2 separate regions of the Homo sapiens genome follow, and region 2 is linked to region 1. Evidence: chromatin contacts called from ENCODE Hi-C or POLR2A ChIA-PET data. All regions are on one chromosome and are shown on one strand. Each heading gives the region's core, a stretch centred on a gene start or an enhancer-like site at or near the end of the contact. The rest is flanking DNA. Distances are from core to core; before and after follow the strand shown.

Region 1 (5,743 bases), core at 200-2,699:
TTTGGAAAATGTCACCATTTCTGTACCTCGCGACCTGACTTCATTTACTCATTCACTGGTTCACACATCCTGCATTCATTCACTCTGCATTTATTAAGCATCACCGCGGAGATTAGGCTGACCTTGCTGGGTACTGCGGATGTGAAGGTGTCTGAAAGACACACCCTGCCCTAGTTTAGCGGATCCCACCCTCATGGGGCCAGACACCTCACCCCCCACCCTGCACCCCACCCCTCCCAGTTCCCACTCTCAGGGGAGCCCCAGGAGGGAGCCTTTTCCTCTGCCCTGTGAGGCTGGGAAAGGTGTTGCCAAGGTGCAGCAAGCAGCTAGGCCGGATGAGGAGGGCAGTCCCCTGGGGAGGACCATGCTCGCAAAGGGAAGTTAGGAACAAGAGCTGGGAGAAGGATGGCTTTCTGTAGCTTCCATTAACCTTGCGGAAACACCCCCACTTTGGGGTAGGGGGTGAAGGTAGTCAACTGTTAGGTTTTCTTTCGGCCCAGGATAAATAAATGTCATTCCCTTCTATATCCAATGCACAGTTATTACCTAGTAACTTTCTCACTATTTCGTGGGAACCACGTTAAAACCTAAAGTTTAAATAAAACAGGAGAACTCGGAGTGCATGTTTAAATGAACTCTGGCATCCCCCATAGAGTGGGGCGCCCGAGTCAGCAAACCCTTGGCTCACGGGCCCGCGGTGGGGACGCTACACGTACCTTTCAGAAGTGACCCGGATGCGCTCGTCGCTGGACGACTGCTGCTCATCCTCCTTCTCCCGGAAGTGCTCCTGCACGCACTGCTCCTCGAACTCATGCAGCCTCTTTAGCTCCTCGTCGCTAAGGAAGAGCTCTGTGTGAAGGGAGAAGTGTCGGCCACGTGAAAAACAAGAAGAATCAGTTTCGTGGCGTCAATGAGAATTTCACAGCCCCACTTTAATTAAGCTCTCTTCTCCGCCACTCCTAAGGCAGTTCGCCACTACTCCAATTGATTTTTATCTAAAAAGGGGTTGTCATACGCCCCAACCCTCTATCAGTTGGAGCCAAACGGCCCGCTTTTAAACATAAAAAACAAAATTACATTTACTGGGAAAGTAAAGCCAAGTAATATTTCCTGGAAAACTTTTTGCACTTATTTTTATGAATAGAGTCAAACGTATAGCATTATTTTCTCATTTTCTTTAGATGCAACAAATTAAGACGTTTTGAAAGGAGCATTGAATTTATATAGAAATTTACAGAGTAGAGTTATTTTAGAGAATTAGCTCAACTTCTGGTCTCTATGAGCTGGCTTTCCTAATATTAATTACTAACAAATTAACGAAACTAGAATAAAATGGGTACAAAATGAGAAGCCTTTTGAAAAGAACAGCAGTTGGACTGAGTGTGGTGCTTTTCACACGAGCAAGTAGTTGAGTGAGATTTCTGTGAGGATGTCCAATTTGAACACTATTTTGAAATCAGCCCAACTTAGAAATGAAGAGCCCTGCACATACTCAATCCACGATCCCGTTCCTCTTGGTCCCCTTCTCTCTTTTTCCTGCAGCGGCCGCTGAGACGCATAATGATGATGTAGATGTGGCTTAAAATGATCATCGGTGGGGGCAGGACTGGCCTGTCATGAAATGTCATAATCAGCTGATATCGCTGGAACTTCCACACCTGGTTGGATATTGATTTTACTTCAAAGAAGGTATTGCTTTAAAAAGAAGACATTTTTACAGTTAGTTATATTACTTTTTATAGTGATTTCCCAGAGCAGTCAAAGTTACTCACATTTAAGTGAAAATACTCAATGAGATGGCCTTTTAGTGCCCTTTAGTACTGATTCCTTGATTATCCAATCTTTTGGTTTATCCATCAATGTGGATTATCTGTGCTTAAGGACATTGTATTCATAAATAGCTAAGTGTAATAAATTGCTATGTACTGCTTTCTTGAAAAACCACACCACAATCTACTCATATACTCAGGAAATTTAATTTCCTATGTGTAGCGGTATAAGCCATTTAACTAAATGCTTTCACATGTTTAAACTTTCAATTCTGTCTAACAAGTAGATGACTACTTTTTTTTCAACTGAATTAATTAGTTATTGAACTTATTTGATTGAAGGTTCGTTATTTTGGACATGGGGTAGGTACAATCTTTGTCTTATTTTAGCTTCCAACAGGAAGCAGTAAGTGCATGATTTCATTGTCTACCAATACTGGGACCTTAGGAAAACCAGTTACCTTCCCTGACCTTAGTTTTCTCATCTCTCAAGCCAGAAGTTTGGACCAGGTTTTCTCCAATGCCCTGTTCAATTCTAAGATTGCATATTTCTGTGAAGGATTTTTCCCTCTATATTTTTCATCTTAGAAGCTAAAATCATTTTTTTCAATATTTATTGAGCATGGTCAACATACTCAACACAACATGCCAAATAGGCAGGTTTTATAAGAAACTCGATTTAACCCTTTAAGCCATTTTTTTCTTAGGCCATTTTATCTTGTATTCTATAAATGATCAGAAAAAAATGCTTTACTAGTATTACAGTAATTGTAACAGCTTATGAAACTCATATTGCCTTTTCCACCTCTGCTGATGAATAAAAAGCATGACTTAATCAAATATTCTGTACCCCAGGAGACTTTCATCTAAGAAAATATTTTCATTAGATTAAAATACATGCTAAAGTGTTAAAATACTAACCAAGATTAAATTTAAATGTATTTAAGTGTCAACTCTTGATTTATGAATACATTAAGACTGATTAAGTTTGAACAAAGAGACTGCAAAAATTGGATCTACTTAAAAACCCTAATGAAATTATCTGCAAATATATTGGTATCTTGGGAGCGTTCTGAGATTAAATGGAAAATCTGTACAGTAATAAATAATAAGCATGTGGTCATCGGCTGTGACACGTACTTGAACACAGCAATCAGCAGGTTCACCAGCAGGATGTTGGCGACCAGTAGATAGCACGCCATGAGTGCTGGAGTGAGCCAGGCGCCGGGGATACAGGGAGGAAGCCGCTTGCCCTCCTCATCATATAGGTTCTCACCACAAGGAGCTGAAAGAAAAAAATAGTTTTGTCTTTGCTTTTTACATATAATGAAAAGGATAAATATCTCTTACATATGTTTTTCAATACCTATTTCTTTTTTAATATGATTCTTTCTTATTTCATAAGCAATATTTTTTCCATGGGAAAAAATAAACTCTGTAGCCCCAGCTACTCGGGAGTCTGAGGCAGGAGAATGGCGTGAACCCGGGAGGCAGAGCTTGCAGTGAGCCGAGATCGAGCCACTGTACTCCAGCCTGGGTGACTGAGCGAGACTCCCAGTTGTCTCAAAAAAAAAACAACTCACACAAAGAAAAAAGTCAGAAACTCATATCTGCGCTCAGAGATAGTCATTATTTGTCATATTTCTAAACATTTTCCCATTTCTTTATTGTGGCTTTCAAATATAAAAGTCTTCATTTTTAAGCAGACAAATGTATCTTTATGTTTTTTCCCTTTATCGTTATCCATTTGAAAGTCATTGTGGCTTCTAATTATTTAACATCAGCTTATGTTGTCTTCTGGTTGTTTTCTTGGTTTCACTGATACATTAAATTTGAAAATATTTTTGTTATGTTGTATGGGTTAGGGATTTCCTCTACTTCCCAAATTGTTTAATCAACTGTTTTGGTGCCATGTTTGAAAAATAATCTTTTCTCCCTCTGCTCATTTGAAATGCAACTTTTTATCATAGGGGGTCTATTTCTCCCCTAAAAAAATAGGGTGATCCCAACAGTGAATTTGTGGTTCTCTTTACTTTTTACTGACAGCTTAAAAAGTACTGGCACCAAAAAACAAGAGAAGTATTTGAAAACAGTTTAAGACTACTAGTAATCAGCTAAGGAAAAGGTAATTGAAAAACACATTCCATAGACTAGAATAATCAATTCCATGTAAACTTACGATTAATTTCCATGGCGTAGACTACATGACGATTGGAAAGCAGGATTTTTGTTTTGTTTTGTTTTGACAGGAGGGGAGGAAAGAAAATAAGATGATGGTTGAGAGAAAAGTAAAACAAGTGGTTTAACAACATAACTGTTTTGCTGTGAAGAAATGCAAATATTTTAAGCTTGGGAAATATTGATTCACACTTAGAAACAGTGATCTGTTTAGAAGAATTACATACATTAATCATTCTAGAAAATATATATCATGGATATTTATTTTACCCTGTGTCATAAGCGAGAGCAAAAGCTCACTAGTTAAAAATACTGTGAAAAAGACATGATGTTACTGGCAGATGATCAGGTTAACCAATCACGCGCTCCCTATATTCCAACACAAACACCTCATAAGCACAAATAACTACAAAATTATTAGTTAATAGATCAAGAATCAAAAACCTACATTTAATTATGTTACTGAGAATAGCACAGCCTAAAGTTTACCTCTTTACCTTCTCTCATAACCCAATTTAATTTAAAAAAAAAAGAGCTCAACAATAAAAATACTACAGTTTATGCCTGGAATTCAGGAACTTTTAACGTGTATGTATATCTACCTAAACTAATATTCTTTTGAAATCAAATTAGATTTTTATGTTCTGGCTTACCAAGCTACTAACACACTTCAATAGTTGACTTTGTGATACTTGCAATAATGATATGGTCAGAATGACATTATAAAAGTTAGAAAGAAGCTACTGCATGAGCTGGTTATTGTCTAACCTAGAGGCAGTAGATATACACTGACAGCCCTACATTCCATATGAGAGGAAGATGATAAAAACTTTCTATTCCCAAATAGCAGAGCTCTGGAAGCAGCAGACATGCTATTATAGCTGATGCTTTATGATAAATCACAACATGCAAATGAAAATGTTGGTCCTGAAATGGAAATGGGACTAAAAGTGCCTCCTTCACTGGTGGAACATTTATTCAACTGTCCTGGTAAATAGTGTACAAGAACATTTGAGCTTTACATTCCTTCAATCCAGAAGACACCAGCTCAGCCTGCAGAGGAGCTGGGCCTACATTCCCCAGAAATCTGTGCAGGATCATAGCCCATTTCCTCTACTAACATCCAGATTATTTTTGATAATACAAAATAGCACTCTAGTAGTGAAGATGAAATGGGTATGAAATGGGTAGCTATGTGGAAAATGGGCTCTGATGGCTTTAAGAAGAGGATGGTGGGAAGTATCAGTTACTCTGCTCTGTTCACTAGTTCATTCTACTGGAAAACACTATCAGCCTTATCCTGGGGTGGGGAGATACTGGGTTGAAGAAAAACTAGGCTATTGGCATTAGAACTGCATTCATGTGACACGATGTCCATCAGGTCCAGCTCAAGGGAATTCTAGTGAATTATTTTTAGAATAAAAGAAATGACTGATGTCTGAAAATCCATGTTCCATAATTTGTTCTTATTTCTTTGTAAAATAATTTGATGCCTATGGTGGAGTGACAAATATTTTTTATTTCCAAATTAATACATGTTCTTCCATTAATTTGGAACTGATCATCTGCCTCAGAAGCAGGGAAGAGAATCTTACTATGAATTCTACTCTTACGGTCTATCTGGTCTGCAAACACCTCTCCATAGATCATCCAGTAGGGCATGTAGAAGATGTTTCGGGCCAGTTTCCAAGAGGGCTTCTCCTCTGGATGCAGAATGGCTTGACGGGCTACTCCGAAACTCATGAGCACGACCAGCATGATGACCACAAAGTACAGCATGTCGATCATCTGAGTAA
Region 2 (6,094 bases), core at 972-3,471, 57 kb after region 1:
GCCCGAGCCAGGCTCAATCCACTTCCCTCTGCTTCACTGGAAATCCGTCTTTTCCTAATAAAAACGCTAGCATGTGACTAACGTACTTTCTCAGGGGGGGAGGGGGGGAAGGTGGAAGTGCTTTACTTAGGTATTAACCATGAGTTTTCAAAAAGTTGATATAAGGAAATAGCCTCAGTCCAGCACTGCAAGTTACTGCTGAGTCCTCAGAAATCTTCTAGAACCTACGAGGATAAACAAGAGGAGTAAGAGTCACTTTGCCTGCAGCCTCTTTCTTGGGAAGCAAGATGAACAAATCCTGCCCTCCCTTTGTTCCAGTCTCTGCTCTAATGTGGCCTCTTCACCAGGGCTCCCTGACTCCCCATCTACCCCAACCCCTGCGCTCTGTTCTCCATAAACCTTCTCCCCCACCTCCTGCCTGTCCCCTCCTCCCCAACCTCGCACCAAAGCCACAGAGGCAGCAGCCCCCTTCAGTTCTCTGCTGTATCCCCTGTGCCTCCAGGAGGGCCTGGCGAGAGCTCAACATCTCCTAATGACTCAGTGATTTACTCAACCTCCCGGTGGAGCAGTGCCACCTGCTCAGCCCTTGCTAATGCCACCTACAGCAGCAGAGCATTTGCCAGCAGGGCACACATGAAGTAAGCCAGGTCACCCCAGGAGAGGCATGGCTCACCTGGGGAGGAGCTTGGTCTCCTGAATCTGCTCAGAGGCAGTGTGCAGGTGAAAGGCAATGGGTGGAGGCCCCTCAGTCAAACTTTCCTCCTTCCCCTCCTGCCAGGCTCTGGGGCTGAACAATGCCAAGGTCATAACAAATGGCTGAACCCACCCTGACTCCTTACAGATTGGTCATGCAAGTTTCAGTGCAACGATAACGCCACTGCAGGGGAGACCCTGCAGGTGCCACCTGTCCTTGTGAAAGGAGAAAGCAGGGCTTCCTGTGGTTTGTTCACAAACCCTTCATAACCTCCCCACCCCCATTAGGTGAGATACTGCCCACTTGTGCAAAATATTCCAGTCCATCAGAAATGGTTATTTTGAATGCCTCTGTGCCGGATGATAGGAGCACTGGCACTGGAGATGGAAATCCCACTGAGATTTTAAGAGTGCTTGTCCCAGCTGGGAAGTCTGTCTACCCCGGCTGAGTGAAGGGACAGTGGAGGTCATACTGGAGGCGGACTGCTGGCACTGCCACCACGCCCCCAACCCCTCTGAGCTGTGATTTTCTCATCTCTGAAATGGAAATGGCTTTGAGTGGTTTTGAGCCTTAGCTGGGATCTTATCTGTACAGTATCTGGGAGGTACTAGATTTAAATGCAATCCTGGTCATTATCAAATATGACTGCCCTGCTGAGGACCCAGCGATTTTTCATCTGTAGCCAGGACCATGTGTCCATGAAGGGCCACGGGGAGGCTGCGGGAAGAAAGTCCAAGAGGAGTGGGCTGAAGGGCAATGGGAAATGTTCTGCCAGCTCTGTACTTATTTATTTTTTAAAGAAAGAAATATCTGCTACAAACATGGCCAAGGAAACCTTTGTACCATCTGGGTGGGGGTTGCTCAGGTGCACGTTGTCATGTTATTCTCTGGGCATTTACGTAGTTTTAGAGTGAGGGGGCCGAGGAAGTGTAGACAGCAAGTGTCAACCCCGAGGAGAAGTCTTCCCCTGAAGGGGAGCCCAGAAATGGTGGGAGCTGGAGTGGAATGAAGGGTCATGGGGGGCTTTAACAATGTGACCTTCTAGAAGGTGTTTACACACACAGGTGGGGGCGACCCACAAGGAGGGGTACAGGAAGGTGCAGGGGGATACCTTGAGAAGGCTGGACGGAGACAAGGAGGAAGGCTGCAAAGACACAGTGTGACTTTGGTCTGGGAGGACATGGCTCGGGGAAGTGGCTTCTGAATGTAAGAGCTGGTGTACTGCCGGGCGAGGCTCTGTTTACTCAAAGCCCTATGTCTTGGGCCAAAATTAACAAGCAAACCCCGCAATGAAATGAATGATGTGTGGACCAGTTTATCCAGAAGAAACTGCTTGTTTTGTGTATATATTTAGAGCAGACGACTCAAACTCTCATTCCCACAGCTACATGTGGCCCACATATGGGCTTGGTTGGAACCTTTTGTGAAAACTACATTTAGCTGCCATTATTAACCAAGAGGGAGATTATACTTATGGCTTCTCTTGAAAGCCCTCAGGATGTGGGAACGCTGGCTGGTGTCCTGGCACAGCTGCAGGTGGCGGCGGGTTCCCACATGTGCCCTGACAGCTCCCTGGGACCTGCCTTTGCCCGGCTCCTAGGGGCACCTGTGGGCCCCACCTGGGGTGGCACCTGCATGCCTGAAACTCTCCATGCAGGAGAATCAAACAAGCCTGCCAGCCAAAGCACAAGCCGCCCAGCCTTATATGCAGAAAGGATTAAAAGCCACAACCACTCCTTCCTGCTCCACCCTCCCACCCCCTCGCTCCACTGCCACTGGAGGTCCTGGCCTGGGTCCAACTGGCCATTTCTGGGTGGTTCAGCTGAGAGTCCTGCTCTGGCTTCTCAGGGATACTCTCAGGTCAGATGCAGCCTCCTGCCCCTAGCTGCAGAGAGCACAGGTAGGAGGGCCCAGCTGAGGGTCACCTCAGTCCCATCTTGTGGAACGTCACCTGCAAAATGAGGACAATGATACCCCTCACATCTGCCCCACAGGCTGGTGTGAGAGCCTAGTGACACCATGCTTGGAAGACCTTTGAAACCTATTGTCCTCTGCTTCATCATCACTATCCGCAGGAAGGTGACAGGGCTGGCTTGCAGGAAATGCTGGAGGTCGTCACAGCCGACCCCTCTCCTGGGCCAGGGTTCCCTTTCCTCCGGGTTTCTAGCCTTCTTCTCTCCCAGGGGCTCTCCTCTGGGGACACTGAGAGATCCTCCTCTAGACTAGAGTCCAGGAAACAGAGCTGGATCTTTAAAGACAGTGATATTTTTCTTTGTACTTTCTTTTTTAAAAATCGAGATATAATCCACATACCCTAAAATTCACCTATTAAAGTCTGCAGTTCAGTGTTTTACATATAGTTCCAAGACTGTGAAACCATCACCACTACCTAATTCCAGAGCACTTTGATCACTCCTAAAAAAAGCCGGTACCCATTAGCAGTCACTCCTCATTCCTCCCTGACCCTGCCCAGCTCCTGGCAACCACAAATCCACTTTCTGTCTCTATGGATTTGCCTATTCTGGGCACTCTATATGAATGGAATCATTCAACGTGTGGCCTTTTGTGTCTGGCTCCTTTTGCTCGGCGTCATGTTTTCAAGGGTCATCCAGGTAGCGCAGATCAGGACTTTACTCTTTTCTATGCCTCTGTAATATTCCATTACATGAATTCATCAGTTGATGAATTTGGGTTGTTTCCACTTTTGGCTATTGTGAATAGTGCTATCAGTAAGACATTTTTTCTCTCTTTCTTTCTTTTTTCTTTTCTTTTTTTTTTTTTTTGAGACAGAGTCTCACTCTGTCGCCTAGGCTGGAGTGCAGTGGCGCGATCTTGGCTCACTGCAAACTCCACCTCCTGGGTTCAAGTGATTCCCCGCCTCAGCCTCCTGCATAGCTGGAACTACAGGCGCCCGCCACCACGCCTGGCTAATTTTTTTTTTTTTTTTTTGGTATTTTTTAGTAGAGATGGGTGTTTCACCATGTTGACCAGGCTGGTCTCGAACTCCTGACCTCAGGTGATCCACCTGCCTCAGCCTCCCAAAGTGCTGGGATTACAGGTATGAGCTGCCGTGCCCAGCCAACATTTTTTCTTTTTAAAGTGAATACAAAATATGGCTAGGAAAAAAGGAAGCAAATTCATTAACTTGTTCATTTTGTGTTTGTGGGAGGGGATACAGACTTTTTCTTTAATTTCTTCATTGTCCGTGTTGTGTTTTTAATTTTCTAAAGACCAACATAGCTTATTTTAAAAAAGAGAAAAAGGAGAATGTGCCCAGGGTCACCCAGCCAATACCAGGGTGCCTCAGTCCAAGGTCTCCCCAGCTATGGCCAGTTCCAAGAGTCCAGCCTCATGGTTACATCCTTGGCATTTCTGCAGCATCACTAATATTTTCATTTTCCAATGGCACTGCTGGTTATCATTCCATCATTTAGGACATATGCATATTTAAGCTGCAATTGCAAATAATGGAATCATAGGGTATGTCTCTAATGCTAACCGTTGTAATTAAGAGCAATAAAAAGATCACAAAATGGAAGAAAGTCGTATCAGAATTCAAACAGTGGATTTTGTCAACATTGTCGGGGCTTTACTGTGAAAATGTGAGCACACGCCCAATTGTTTTTAGAGTTGTCATTGCAGTTGTCATTACATGATTTATAGTCCAATCGCATGTGTTGATGTCCTAATTCAAGGTGGTGCTGGTCAGATACCAGGAACGCTTGTCGCTTTTGCCTCCTGCCAGGCCACCCTCATCACAGGTCATGGGGTTGCTGATTTTTTGTGCAGAATGTAGGGTGTTACTAGTTAGCCCTGACCTGGTTAGTGCAAATAGTCAATTAGGAGAACAAAACCAAACAAAAACAGAAGAGCTGCAATGCAGACCCCGAATTATCCTGGCTGGACACAGACAGCAGCCAGGGTCAGGCTTTTGAATCTTTTGATATTTGCTTCTCATTTTTTACCACTGGCAGAAAAGATACCCTGGACCCGCAGCCACAGGCCTCACGCTTAGAGAAAGACCCCAGGCCCAGACTGATGGGTGTAGGATGTCCTGGAAGGAAGACCTGTGGGACTAACTTGTACGATCACTGATCTCTGACCGTTCCGAGGAGAAAAGCAAAGGAAAACTGGGCTGGGTGTTGGATTATCTAATTCTCTCACCCTTCAGAGAACTACCTTCACAGTGGTCATAAACAAGGGCTGTCATAAGCAGATAACTCCAGCTAAGGCATCTGCTGGACCTGAAGAAAAGGGTGGGACCACTGGGGAACACCTGGGGGCTGTGGGGAGAACCATGGGGCATCAGACCAGGCTGGGAGGAAGGGACGGGAGGAGAGGGGGAGCGGCAAGGTTGGCCTCTAGCCCCTCAGGTGGAGCTAGCAGAGCAGGGAGCTCCTGCGAGGCATCAGACTGGATGCCTGGAGCACCTGCTGGTATCAGACTCCACTGCTCCCCATTTACAGAGTCACATGGAGATAAGCCAGGCAGGTGCTTCTAACACAAGCTGCGCCTTGCAGATGTGTGCAGCCCCCTGCCCCATCGCAGAGGGGACCCAGGCACAGCCCGGGCTTTTTGGCATCATGCTCTTTCGAGGGGTGGTGACCAGGGACATGATGTGCCCTGTAAATGGGGGAGGCCCTGGCTTCTGGGTGCCTGTGGGTGCCTAGGTCAGCATCCCCACCTCTCCCAGCAGGGGCTCCAGGGTCTGAGTGGAGCCAGCACTCCTCCCTGTCTCCTCCCCTTGGGCCCTGCTCCTAGGTGGAACCTGGCCCAGAAACTTGCTTCTAGAAAGGGGCCCACAGATCCTGTGCCAGGTTCTTCAAAGCATTTCTCCCCTGGTCTAAGGGAGGTTGTTAAAAGTGTATATATCTGACAACCTATGCAATGTGGAGAAATATTTGCAAATCATATATCTGATAAGCAATTAATATTTAAAATATATTAATATTTACAATACCTTACAACCCAATAACAGCAAACAAATGAACAAACTGATTTAAAAAAGGACTTTACACATTTCTCCAAGGAAGATGTATGAATGGCCAACAAACATGAAAAGATACTCAACATCACTCATCTTAACTAGGGAACTAAAAATTAAAACCACAATGAGATACTATCTCATGCCCATTAGGATGGATACTCTGAAAAAACAGGAAATAACAAGTGCTGGTGAGGATGTGGAGAAATCGGAAAACTTGTTCATTGCTGGCAGGAATGTAAAAGAGTACAGCCACTGTGGAAACCAGTATGGCAGTTCCTCGAAAATGAAACACAGGATTATCCTATGATCCAGCAGTTAAGCAGGTCTCAATAGGGATTTTTTTTTTTTTTTTTTTTTTTTTTTTTTTGAGACGGAGTCTTGCTCTGTGCCCCAGGCTGGAGTGCAGTGGTGCA

The links. A loop is a pair of places that touch in the nucleus more often than their neighbours do. ChIA-PET counts read pairs that join two places held with the same protein, here RNA polymerase II (POLR2A). Pooled maps may share reads with other maps.
Region 2: a map of dorsolateral prefrontal cortex shows a loop between it and region 1 (2.3-fold over the local background). The contact joins the enhancer-like site here to the promoter of TRPM1-AS1 in region 1. A Hi-C loop is called at or near these places in 8 of 168 maps with a recorded cell type or tissue (HepG2, K562, Right ventricle myocardium inferior and 5 more), 1 of 37 single-sample maps with no recorded cell type and 4 of 50 pooled maps. POLR2A ChIA-PET finds 5 or more read pairs at or near these places in 1 of 52 experiments (activated B cell).

The regions. Positions count from the first base shown.
Region 1 is chr15:31,025,423-31,031,165 of GRCh38, forward strand. It overlaps TRPM1-AS1 (TRPM1 antisense RNA 1), which reads left to right and starts at 1,450. Exons shown (of 5, transcript XR_932056.2): 1 at 1,450-1,689. TRPM1 (transient receptor potential cation channel subfamily M member 1) reads right to left here. Exons shown (of 28, transcript NM_001252024.2): 23 at 5,561-5,735; 24 at 3,949-3,969; 25 at 2,910-3,054; 26 at 1,493-1,695; 27 at 717-849. RefSeq lists an enhancer at 459-1,658.
Region 2 is chr15:31,081,215-31,087,308 of GRCh38, forward strand. TRPM1 (transient receptor potential cation channel subfamily M member 1) reads right to left here. Exons shown (of 28, transcript NM_001252024.2): 2 at 139-224. The coding sequence starts at 141. Among named protein-coding and RNA genes, the nearest start is that of TRPM1, 17 kb to the right of the region's middle. Within about 2 kb of position 2,222, at least 3 of the 41 ENCODE cell types and tissues checked have a DNase peak (open chromatin) inside an H3K27ac peak, as active enhancers do.